Linked DNA regions of Homo sapiens: region 1 is linked to region 2. The links are chromatin contacts, found by Hi-C or POLR2A ChIA-PET in ENCODE. All regions are on one chromosome and are shown on one strand. Each heading gives the region's core, a stretch centred on a gene start or an enhancer-like site at or near the end of the contact. The rest is flanking DNA. Distances are from core to core; before and after follow the strand shown.

The links. Hi-C counts contacts between places; a loop is a spot of excess contacts on that map. ChIA-PET counts read pairs that join two places held with the same protein, here RNA polymerase II (POLR2A). Pooled maps may share reads with other maps.
Region 1: a loop to region 2 is called in a map of psoas muscle, with 2.1 times the contacts of the local background. The contact joins the enhancer-like site here to the promoter of TMEM266 in region 2. A Hi-C loop is called at or near these places in 3 of 168 maps with a recorded cell type or tissue (CD4-positive, alpha-beta memory T cell, Caco-2 and psoas muscle), 1 of 37 single-sample maps with no recorded cell type and 1 of 50 pooled maps. POLR2A ChIA-PET finds 5 or more read pairs at or near these places in 7 of 52 experiments (AG04450, BJ, HEK293 and 3 more).

What each region holds. Positions count from the first base shown.
Region 1 is chr15:76,105,676-76,110,473 of GRCh38, reverse strand. The region is part of intron 1 of TMEM266 (transmembrane protein 266); the gene reads right to left. LOC124903531 (a long non-coding RNA gene) reads left to right here. Exons shown (of 3, transcript XR_007064723.1): 2 at 1,285-1,411; 3 at 2,082-2,716. Among named protein-coding and RNA genes, the nearest start is that of TMEM266, 48 kb to the right of the region's middle. Within about 2 kb of position 3,138, at least 3 of the 41 ENCODE cell types and tissues checked have a DNase peak (open chromatin) inside an H3K27ac peak, as active enhancers do; they include psoas muscle, where a contact is called at or near this core.
Region 2 is chr15:76,057,885-76,062,678 of GRCh38, reverse strand. TMEM266 (transmembrane protein 266) reads right to left here and starts at 2,694. Exons shown (of 11, transcript NM_152335.5): 1 at 2,663-2,694. It also overlaps a transcript of NRG4 not described here. RefSeq lists a silencer at 3,652-3,701.

The DNA of each region.
Region 1 (4,798 bases), core at 1,889-4,388, 47 kb before region 2:
ACTAACGTTAAAGGTAGCCGATGAGCTTAAGAAAAAAATCACAAAAAAGTCTCATAATGTTTTAAGAAAGTTTATGAATTTGTGTTGTGCCGCATTCAAAGCTGTCCTGGGCTGCATGTGGCCCATGGGCCATGGGTTGGACAAGCTTGATCTAAAGAAAAACTGACTTTTGGCATGGTGCGGTGGCTTATGCCTGTAATCCCAGCACTTTGGGAGGCTGAGGCAGGTGGATCACAAAGTCAGGAGTTCGAGACCAGCCTGGCCAACATGGTGAAACCCCATCTCTACTAAAGATACAAAAAAAAAATTAGCCAGGTGTGGTGGCGTGCACCTGTAATCCCAGCTTCTCGGGAGGCTGAGGCAGGAGAATCGCTTGAACCCAGGAGACAGAGATTGCAGTGAGCTGAGATCGCGCCATTGCACTCCAGCCTGGGCGACAGGGTGAGACTCTGTCTCAAAAAAAAAGAAAAGAAAAGAAAAGAAAAATTGACTTTTAACTCAAACAGAAAAACCTGGCCAGGCATGGCGGCTCTCACCTATAATCCCAGCACTTTAGGAGGGCAAGGCAGGAAGATCGCTTGAGGCCAAGAGTTCAAGACCAGCCTGGGTAAAACAGTGAAACCTTGTCTCCACAAAAAATTTAAAAAATTAGCCAGCCTCCTGCTTCAGCCCAGCAGTTGAGGCTGCAGTGAGTCATGATCACACCACTGTACTCCAGCCTGGGCAACAGAGCAAGATCCTGTCTCAAAAAAAAAAAAAAAAGAAAAGAAAGAAAAAAGAAAAGCCTGTCATTGCCACTTTTATAATTTATTGGAGTCAAGGTCTCATTCTGTCACCCAGGCTGGAGTGCAGAGGCAGGATCATGGCTCATGGAGCCTCACACTCCTGGGCTCAAGCGATCCTCCTGCCTCAGCCTCCCATGTTGTCGGGACCCCAGGCATGAGCCACTGCACCTGGCTATTGCCACTTTTGAAGTGTGCCAGAAAGTGTGTAATCATTGCCAAGCATGCGGAGTCTTTAAAAATGTTTAATTATCACTGCTGTGTTTTTTTTGGCCTTTCTTTATGCATTTATTCAATAAATCCTACAGCCTTGGGAGGAACCTGGTGTTGGGCCTGGCTTCTTGCTTGAAAAATGGCCCCACTGCCTCTTTCTCATGCCCTGGGCACCACATAATGAGGTGAGCCAGCAGCCTTCCCTCTCAATCCATGGACTGAGTTCAGAACAACTCCACCTGACCCTTTGGACAGCTTGCCAACTCCTGCATTCTGTTTCCACTTCCAGCCTCACCTTGCACTTCAGGTCTGCTACCTGCTGAGGTCTTTCTGGTTCCAACTTGGGGCTCATTCCACTGTGCCTTTGATCCCAGGAACATCTGATACAAAGATCTTCTCAGGTGACCCGGTCCCAGGTAATGTGCTTTCCACAGCTCATGTGGCCTCTCGGGTGGGACCAAAGGGAGATACACAGGAGAGTAAGATACAGCCTTGCTTCCAACAGTCTAGTTGGAAGGAGAGGATATTAAAGTAGTTTATGATGAGTGCCAAAAATTTCTACAGATAGTAAATACAGTTAGTACCATAGTTATTACTTAGGAGACTTGTACCCTGAATTTAATTAATCTCCCCCACACTTAAGTTTTCTCACCTCTAACAAAGGGGTGACAAGAATGTAACATTGTGTACAGGGAAGGTTTTCACATGGAAACATGAGCCTGGATACCCAGGAAAGATCAAAGATGGTCTCACCTTCTACTACATCAATGCTAAACTGCTACCCTGTCTAGCTACCTCTCTTCTCTTGGTTCCCAGGTGCACAGGCCCCCAGTTCAATGGACCAGGCTCTTCACAAAGAAGCCCTCTGTGTTTCTTGATTTCTTAGATCCTTGCTTTTCAAAGTGCGGTCCCGGGTCCAGCAGCAGCACTGGCATCACCTGGGAGCTCATTAGAAATGCAAATCCTCAGACCCCATCCCAGGCCCAGTGAATCAGGAATCTGTAGCTTAACAGGATCCCCAGGAGATTTATAAGACGTTACAGTTTGAAAAGCACTGGGATGAATGATCTTTAAATTCCCTTTCAGTTCTAAGCTTCTACAATCTATGACATTTCTTGTGACCCTGTCTGGAGGAGACTGCTGGGAGTTCCCTGGAAGGCTGCTGACTGGCTGGGCACTGAGCAAACCCGAGGGTGCCTCAGCAACCAGGCTCCAATGCCAGGCATCCAGGCATGGCAGGCAGCCACTGGCTGCAGGTTAGTGTGACCCTCTCGGAGATTCGTGCTGCCCTCCTGCCAGGGAAATGGCTCAAGTTGTCACGACAGAGCATGACCCTGAGATAGAAGCTGGGGGTGGTGCCCCCGTGCAATGAGCTTTGCTTGTTTGTGCAGGCTTCCTTGGAGCCTCACGTAGCCAGGCTCAGCTGCTCTGCCACCCTTTAGGCTGCTGGGTAGCCAGAGTAAGGAGAAAGGAAGAGAATGAAAAAGGACGATGTATGGCAAGTTCTGAGGTTGTGGACAAAGGGAAGAGGGTGCCTGCTAAAATGTTCCCCCCAAAGCAAAGAAAGCTTCAGATGTTGAACTCCTATGGTTTCTTGGGATGACAGAAGGATATGGAATAAGAGTAGTGCAGTGGGAATCAGCAGTGTGGGTTCTAGAGTAGACTTCCTCCTTTTGAATGATCTAGACAAGTCTCTTTCCCTTTCTGGATCTCAGTTTCCACATCTGTAATGTGAGATCAGATTAATTCATTCAAATACTATATTTGAGCCCCTGGGACATGGCTGACACATGACTAGGTGCTGGGAACACAAGTGATATTTATGGAGCTACACGTTGAATAATTTTCTAAAGAATCTTCCAGGGCTTGAATATTCTATTTTAGGACAGGCTCTGGACTCAGAGTTGGGTTCAAATCTGAACTTTATAACTTACTTACTAGTTGGGTGCAAGAAAGCTCTTAACTCTCAGTTTGCTCATATGGAAAATGGGCATAACAGTTTCTTTCATAATGGTGCTATGAGGATTAGAATGTAAGTGTAAGGCACCTCCCAGGAAGTACTCAACGCAGTCACTTATTAGACATTTACCATGTGCCCTGTGTGAGCGACATACTCTGGTATGAGGGCAACGAGCCACGCCTGGCTGCTGAGCACTTGAAATGCAGCTAGCTCATCTGAAATGTGCCGTGCTTGTAAAATACACACTGGAAACTGAAAACCTCGTATGAATGAAAGAATGCAAAATATCTCATTGACAATATTTTCTATTGATTACATGTTGAAATAATAATACTCTGGACATATTGGTTAAATAAAAGATATTAAAATTATTTTTACCTGTTTCTTTTCACTTTTTAAAATGTGCTAACTAGAAAATTTTAAATGGCATACATGGTTTATGTTATATTTCCGTGGGACAGAGACAGTCTAGAAGAAACAAAAGCATACTCTACTGTCCTTGTGCTCTGTGAGTTTACGTGTGGTTGGGAAGATAACATCCACCATCAACTCATACCCAAGAGAGCCCACCAGAGAGCAGGACTTGGAAGAAGCAGGAAAGAACACAACATGGGGACTATGGTTAATAGCAATAGATAGTATACTTGAAAATTACTAGAGTTTAAGTGTTCTCAACACACACACACAAAATAAGTATGTGAGGTAAATGCATATGATAATTAGCTTGATCTAGCATTCCACAGTGTATACATGTTTCAAAGCATCATGTTGTAGGCTGGTCATGGTGGCTCACGCCTGTAATCCCAGCACTTTGGGAAGCCAAGGCAAGAGGATTGCTTGAGGCCGGGAGTTTGAGACCAGCCTGGGGAACATAGCAAGTCTCTATCTCTACAAAAATAAAAAATAAAATAATTAGCCAAGTGTGATGGCAAGCACCTGGAGTCCCAGCTACTTGGGAGGCTGAGGCAGGAGGATCGCTTGAGTTCAGGAGTTTGAGGCTGCAGTGAGCCGTGATTGCGCCACTGCACTCCAGCTCTGGGTGACAGAGCGAGACCGTGTCTCTAAAAAAACCAAAACCCCCAAAACCAAAAACACAAAACAAATTAAAAACACACATTATGTTGTATACTATAAATATATATAATTTTTATTTGTCAATTTAAAAAAAGTAGAAAGGATGGGGGAAATCAGATGGTTTGGGGGGCAGTTAAGGAAGTCAGTTGTGAATATGACACGGGTAGGGAGAGGGCATTCCCAGTGGGATGTACCAGACTGTGAGCTCCTTCAGTGCGGATCTTTGATTCTCCCACCATGCCGTGCACGTGGCAGGTACCTGATGAGTACTTATTCTTTGCAGGGGCTGGGGGATGGGAGGCAGAGGGGAACACAGAAACAGTGCAGAGGGAGGATGAACACAGAGGGCTTGTTTGTGAAAAGCCTGATCCCGCTAAACTGGGGGCCTGTGCATCTGGGAATCTGGAGGAGAGAGGTTGCTAGACAGGGTGGCAGTTTAGCATGAACACAGTAGAACGTGAGGCCACCTTTGATCTTTCCTGGGTATCCAGGCTCATGTTTCCATATGAAAACCTTCCCTGTACACAATGTTACTGTAATAAAACTGGCCATTGACAAATCTGCTGGAACCTGTATATAGGAGGGAACACTGTCTATAATGTACATATCTTGGCAGGCCTAACCACCTACTCTAGCACATCCATTCATCTCTCATCCATTCAAACATTTCCTGAGCCCCTGCCTGGTGCCCAGATCCCACACCAGGTATGGGGGCTATGGAGATAATGGAGACATCATTCCTGCCATCTCTTTGAGCAGCGCTTGGCAA
Region 2 (4,794 bases), core at 1,445-3,944:
AGTCCGTTTCTCAAACTCTTCAATCATGAGATTCCCAACTGAAGAAGATAGTGATGCTCCCCACAGGAAAACTCATTTCCTCCCCAGAAATCAAGTAACACCTCTTGCTTTCTGCTTCTTGCCCAGTAACATCAGGACTCATCTTGAGTTTATCTGATCATAGACTGGAAATCCCCAAGACAGAAAGATCCTGTCTCAGCATTTCTGTAAACACCAGGGAATGTGCTCCTCCTAAACTGAGTGTTTCCCACGAGGCAAGAATACTATGTACAAACCGCTATACTGTTTCAAAAGAACAGTGTAATGAAAAAGGTAACATCATGTTGCTCTAAAACCAATCACATTGACCAAGGCAAAAACAGAGCTTATAAAATTAAAAGAGATAGTCTTATATTTCCTACTTAATATTATTCATCAATTTATAATTAAAAGCTGTTATTTGCATGGGATATACTTTCCAAATAATTCCTTCTATTCACCTATACCTTTCTCACCACTATCTCAACTATGTGACCTGAGTAGAAAAGCTATTAGCCCCACTGGGTGAATTTTCACTGATGCAACTACAGCAATTTCTAAGTCCATGAGAACTGCTAGGAATGTTTAACAAAATCCAATACCTGCATTATAATAATGCACTTTAAAAAAATGATTAAATACACATCCATAGCTGAATGCAGAGATTCCAAGAACTTTGAATGCATAATTGCTACAATCATAGAGAGACTGGATTACGAGCCACGGCTGGTACGGATGGATTCCTTCCTCCCATTAAGGCACTCACAGGCAAGTGTGATAGACAATGTTGCTCTGATGACTGGCAGTGAGACCAGAAGATAGTGTGAAGGGCAGCAAGGAGGGTAGGGTGGGATGCGATAATGGAAAATGGGAGTGATTCATTCTACTTAATGCATATACGTTTTATGGGTTTAAATCTGGAGGGAAACAACTTTTTAAACTCAACTCCTTGTGTGTGAGAATTAAATGGAAGCACATCTTGGACCCCACTTTTTATAGGTTTAGTGCCACCTCAAAAAATTCCATACTGATCCATTCTGAAACAACTGCTTTTCTTACTGGAAAGCCACAAAGTTGGTGCAGAATCTATGAAATGGAAAATTAGACCCAAGCCAACATGCTCATGCATAAGCTTGATTTTAATGAAAAGGTACACGGAGCAGCCGCACCTGGAGGAAAAGCCCCCTCAGGGCTCCCCACCTCCAGTATCCCCATGTGCTTGAGTTTGCATCCTTACCCTGTCCCTGACTGTGTGACCTTGGGCAAGTTAGTTAACCTTTCTAAGTCCTGGCTTGTTCATCTTCAACATGGACATAGCAGGTTTGCTGTGAGGACTAAATGAGCTCATACACAAATAGTTTTAGCTCAGTACCTGGTACATATGAACATTTAAGAAACATGTCCTTCTCGTGATTAGATGTGACACTCTGACCATTTTAGAAGCAATTACGGTTCAGCTATCATATCCCAACATCTTGTGATAACCATTTTCATTTTTTGCTTCTAGCTCTTACTATTCTTTTCATCACAATATTTTAGGGTGGAGGTATTTGGGGGAGGAGGTAAGCAGTTATATACATCCCATTTTCCCACTGTTGTTCAAAGCAAGGTGAAAAGCCAGGGAAATAAACACATGCACTGAAGAGAAATTCAGTCTTTAGGATATGATGTGATAGGTGTATGGAATATAAACAAATCATATAATTTCAACCTCTCACATATAGGGCATCAAATCATAGGTAGGTCTTATTTTAAAAGAAAAGCCAAGCAGCATTAAAGAGGATAGAGGGAACCCATATGGGCCTATTGCTAGCTCAGTATTGGTGACTGTGAAACAGGGATGGGTGAGCTAGATTACGGGGGTGTTTCATGGGGTCTGACTTCCAACAGGTGGCTAGCTTTAGTCATGTTCAGATGCAAAACCGTAATGAGTTTGAGTATGCAAGTCCCAGGGATTCTGTTGAAGGCCATCTTTTCTCGGCCATCAAGGGAGACAATTTTCTAGGTTTAAGCCTCCCTGGCAAGTTAGCAAGCAGGGAACTGCCTGCCCTAGCTTGCACCTGTCCCCTGAAGGGGATTCTGGCCTGACGGTGAAGACCCACCATCCCTTCCAGACAGCCCATTCTGCCGCTGGGGCACCTCCCGACAAACGGGGGAAGCCCACTAGGAAGTGGTCACGACCAACCAAGCCACAAATCCTCAGGGTGTGGGATTTCCACCTCTATACCACGTCTGAAAACCGAAAATAGGCGCCCGCTTGCCATACTGCAATGGGATTCCCCCCAGCAGCAACCCCCCCCTCCAGCTTGCATGTTTTATTAATAAATGCAAGATGGCACACGGAGGCAAAGAATGGGAGGTAAGGCATCTGCAGCTGGACCCGAACCAGGGCAGTTTGCAAAAATAAATAAGAAGCATGTGACAAGAAGCAGGTCTCCAGGCTGGAGCTGAAGCCCTGGGCTGCCCCACGCACCCTCGCCTGGCTCCCCCGGCCAGGGGGATGAAGGTCAGCGGCAAGATCCCAGCCCTTCCGAGCACGCATCCTGCAAACCTTGACCGGTCCCCCCACCCCCCGCCCCGACCACAAGACTCGGGCAGTGAGGCAGGGGAAGCTCTGGCCGCGGCCGGCTGCGAGGACACATACCTGCTGCCCGGGCTCGGGATTCGCTCGGCTCTGCAGCGGCGCCGGCCGCGGCTCGCGCTCCCGGGGCTCCCCTCTCCGCCCCCCCGCCCCCTCGCGGCCCCGCCGCTCCCTCCGCCCCTCCGCCCACCGCGCTCGGGGGCGCGCGCGAGGCCTCGCGCCGGCGGCTTGGCCGAGCCCGCGCCTGCGCCCTCGCCTCCCGCCGGCCGCGCGCGCGCGCCCCCGAGGCTGCGGAACGGCGGCGCGGCTGTCTAGGAAACCGCGGCGTCGGCTGGCAGGGGCTGGCGGCCTGAGCTGGGCAGGGGGCGGAGGCGGGGGCTCGGCTGTCTCCGGGGCTGCCACGCAGAGCGGGCTTCGTGGCGTGGGTGAGGGGGTCGCGGGGCAGGGTCGGGGCCTGAGTGCGAGCGTGTGGAGAGGCGAGGGGGCCGCGAAGGGTGGGTTTGACGGGGACGCAGGCGGGGCGCAGAAGCAACAAGTGCGGAGGCCGAGGGCGTCGCTCGGGGAAGCGGAGGACCCCCGCGGGATTTCGTACAGCTGAGAATGGGAACCTCCCGTCGCTTTGGCGCAGCGCTTTGCAGTTTCCAGAGCTCTTTCCCAGTTGCTCCGTTTCATCCGCGCGGGGCGCCCGGTGAGGGAGCGGATGGCACGCAGTGCCCGCTGCGCTTGGAGGCCACCGAGGGGAAAACACCTCTTTCTGTGTGGCCGGAGTCATAGCACGGTCAGAGTGCCTTGACTCTCAGTTGGCTGCCTGGGAGAAAAATACCTGTCAGTACATTCATTTGATGGCCTCAGCTCAGGACCCTTGTAGGACCGTGTTTCTCCTCTTTTTCCGTTTTTCGTTATCTGACTCTTAAAAAGGCTTTTTACACGTCCCCATCTCCTTTCCCCGTGAAATCCCAGTACCGCAGATACACTGTCGACCTGCTTATGTGCTGTATGTGTTATCCGTGCTTGATGCATAAAAAGTAACATTGCGCCCCTTGGAGGCAGCATCGCCCCGGTGGAGAAGCCTGTCCTAGGGCCATGATTGCCAGTTACCGGGTGGGTTAAACGGAACCACTGAGCAATCTGGATGCACCCACAGATATTCTCTGTGGTTAAAAAAAAAGTCCTCACCCATAATGGGTACTACTCTAATTAATGTTTGCAAGGGCTGCTGTGAATACGGCCATTTAAGCAGCTTCTGGATTCATAGTAGCTTATTATCGTTTGTCTTCTCCACCAATTCTTGCTAAAAATATAGCCATTTTCCTATAGGGTGTTGCGATTTTTATCTTAAAATATTTGAAAAGATGGGAAACCCTTGTTTCTAGGACACGGAGTTTCAGAATGGCTTTTGGCTCTGCAGATAGGTTTGATTTCTGATTCTTGTACCTCTTCTAAAGTGTTTTTATTTGATTAGGTCCAGTTGGCCTCCCAGGAATGTCCTTTGTCTTTTCTTCCTGCCGTAGCTTTTTTAGTATGGATAAAATGAAAATGGTAGAGTTGAAGGACTTCAAAACCACCTCTTGGAATTGCCCCACGGTCTTGGACTACCTTCCCTGGATTATACGGGAATATCTATACAGGGAGTATCTACTTTTGGCAAACTGAGAAAAAAATGTAAAATTTCTTCAGATCCTCCTTCGCCTTTCAGCATTTCCTACTCATCTCTAATCTCTAATGGTGGAATTTCAGAGGAAGAAACACTTGGAGATGATACTTGTGGAAGCTACCTGGGTTGCCAAAGGATTTTTCTACATTTCTAGACGGAAGAAATGTGGACTAGAATAGAGAAAGTGGAGATGGGTTAAGAAAAATTAATGGAGGATGCACGGGAGGGGAGCTATAGTTTTCTGACAGTCAGTGACAGCATTTTAACTAGGTACACTTTCTTTAGAAAAAGCTTTGGCATAGCTTGCCCAGATTGTTATCCACTCCATTTTCCACCTTAGTAGAACTCTACTTAAGATTTGATTGAAACTATTGAGAAGCATCCAGTTATAACGCTAATTAACTCTCAGAGTACGACAAGTATTTTGAAACTTGCTGAGAGAAATTTGAAGACCACTTCAAATTTCTACCAGGAATCTTTGTATCCTAATAAAATTTTTTTGAATTCGGGTTCATGCGACTTCAAGGGAACATTTTTTTCT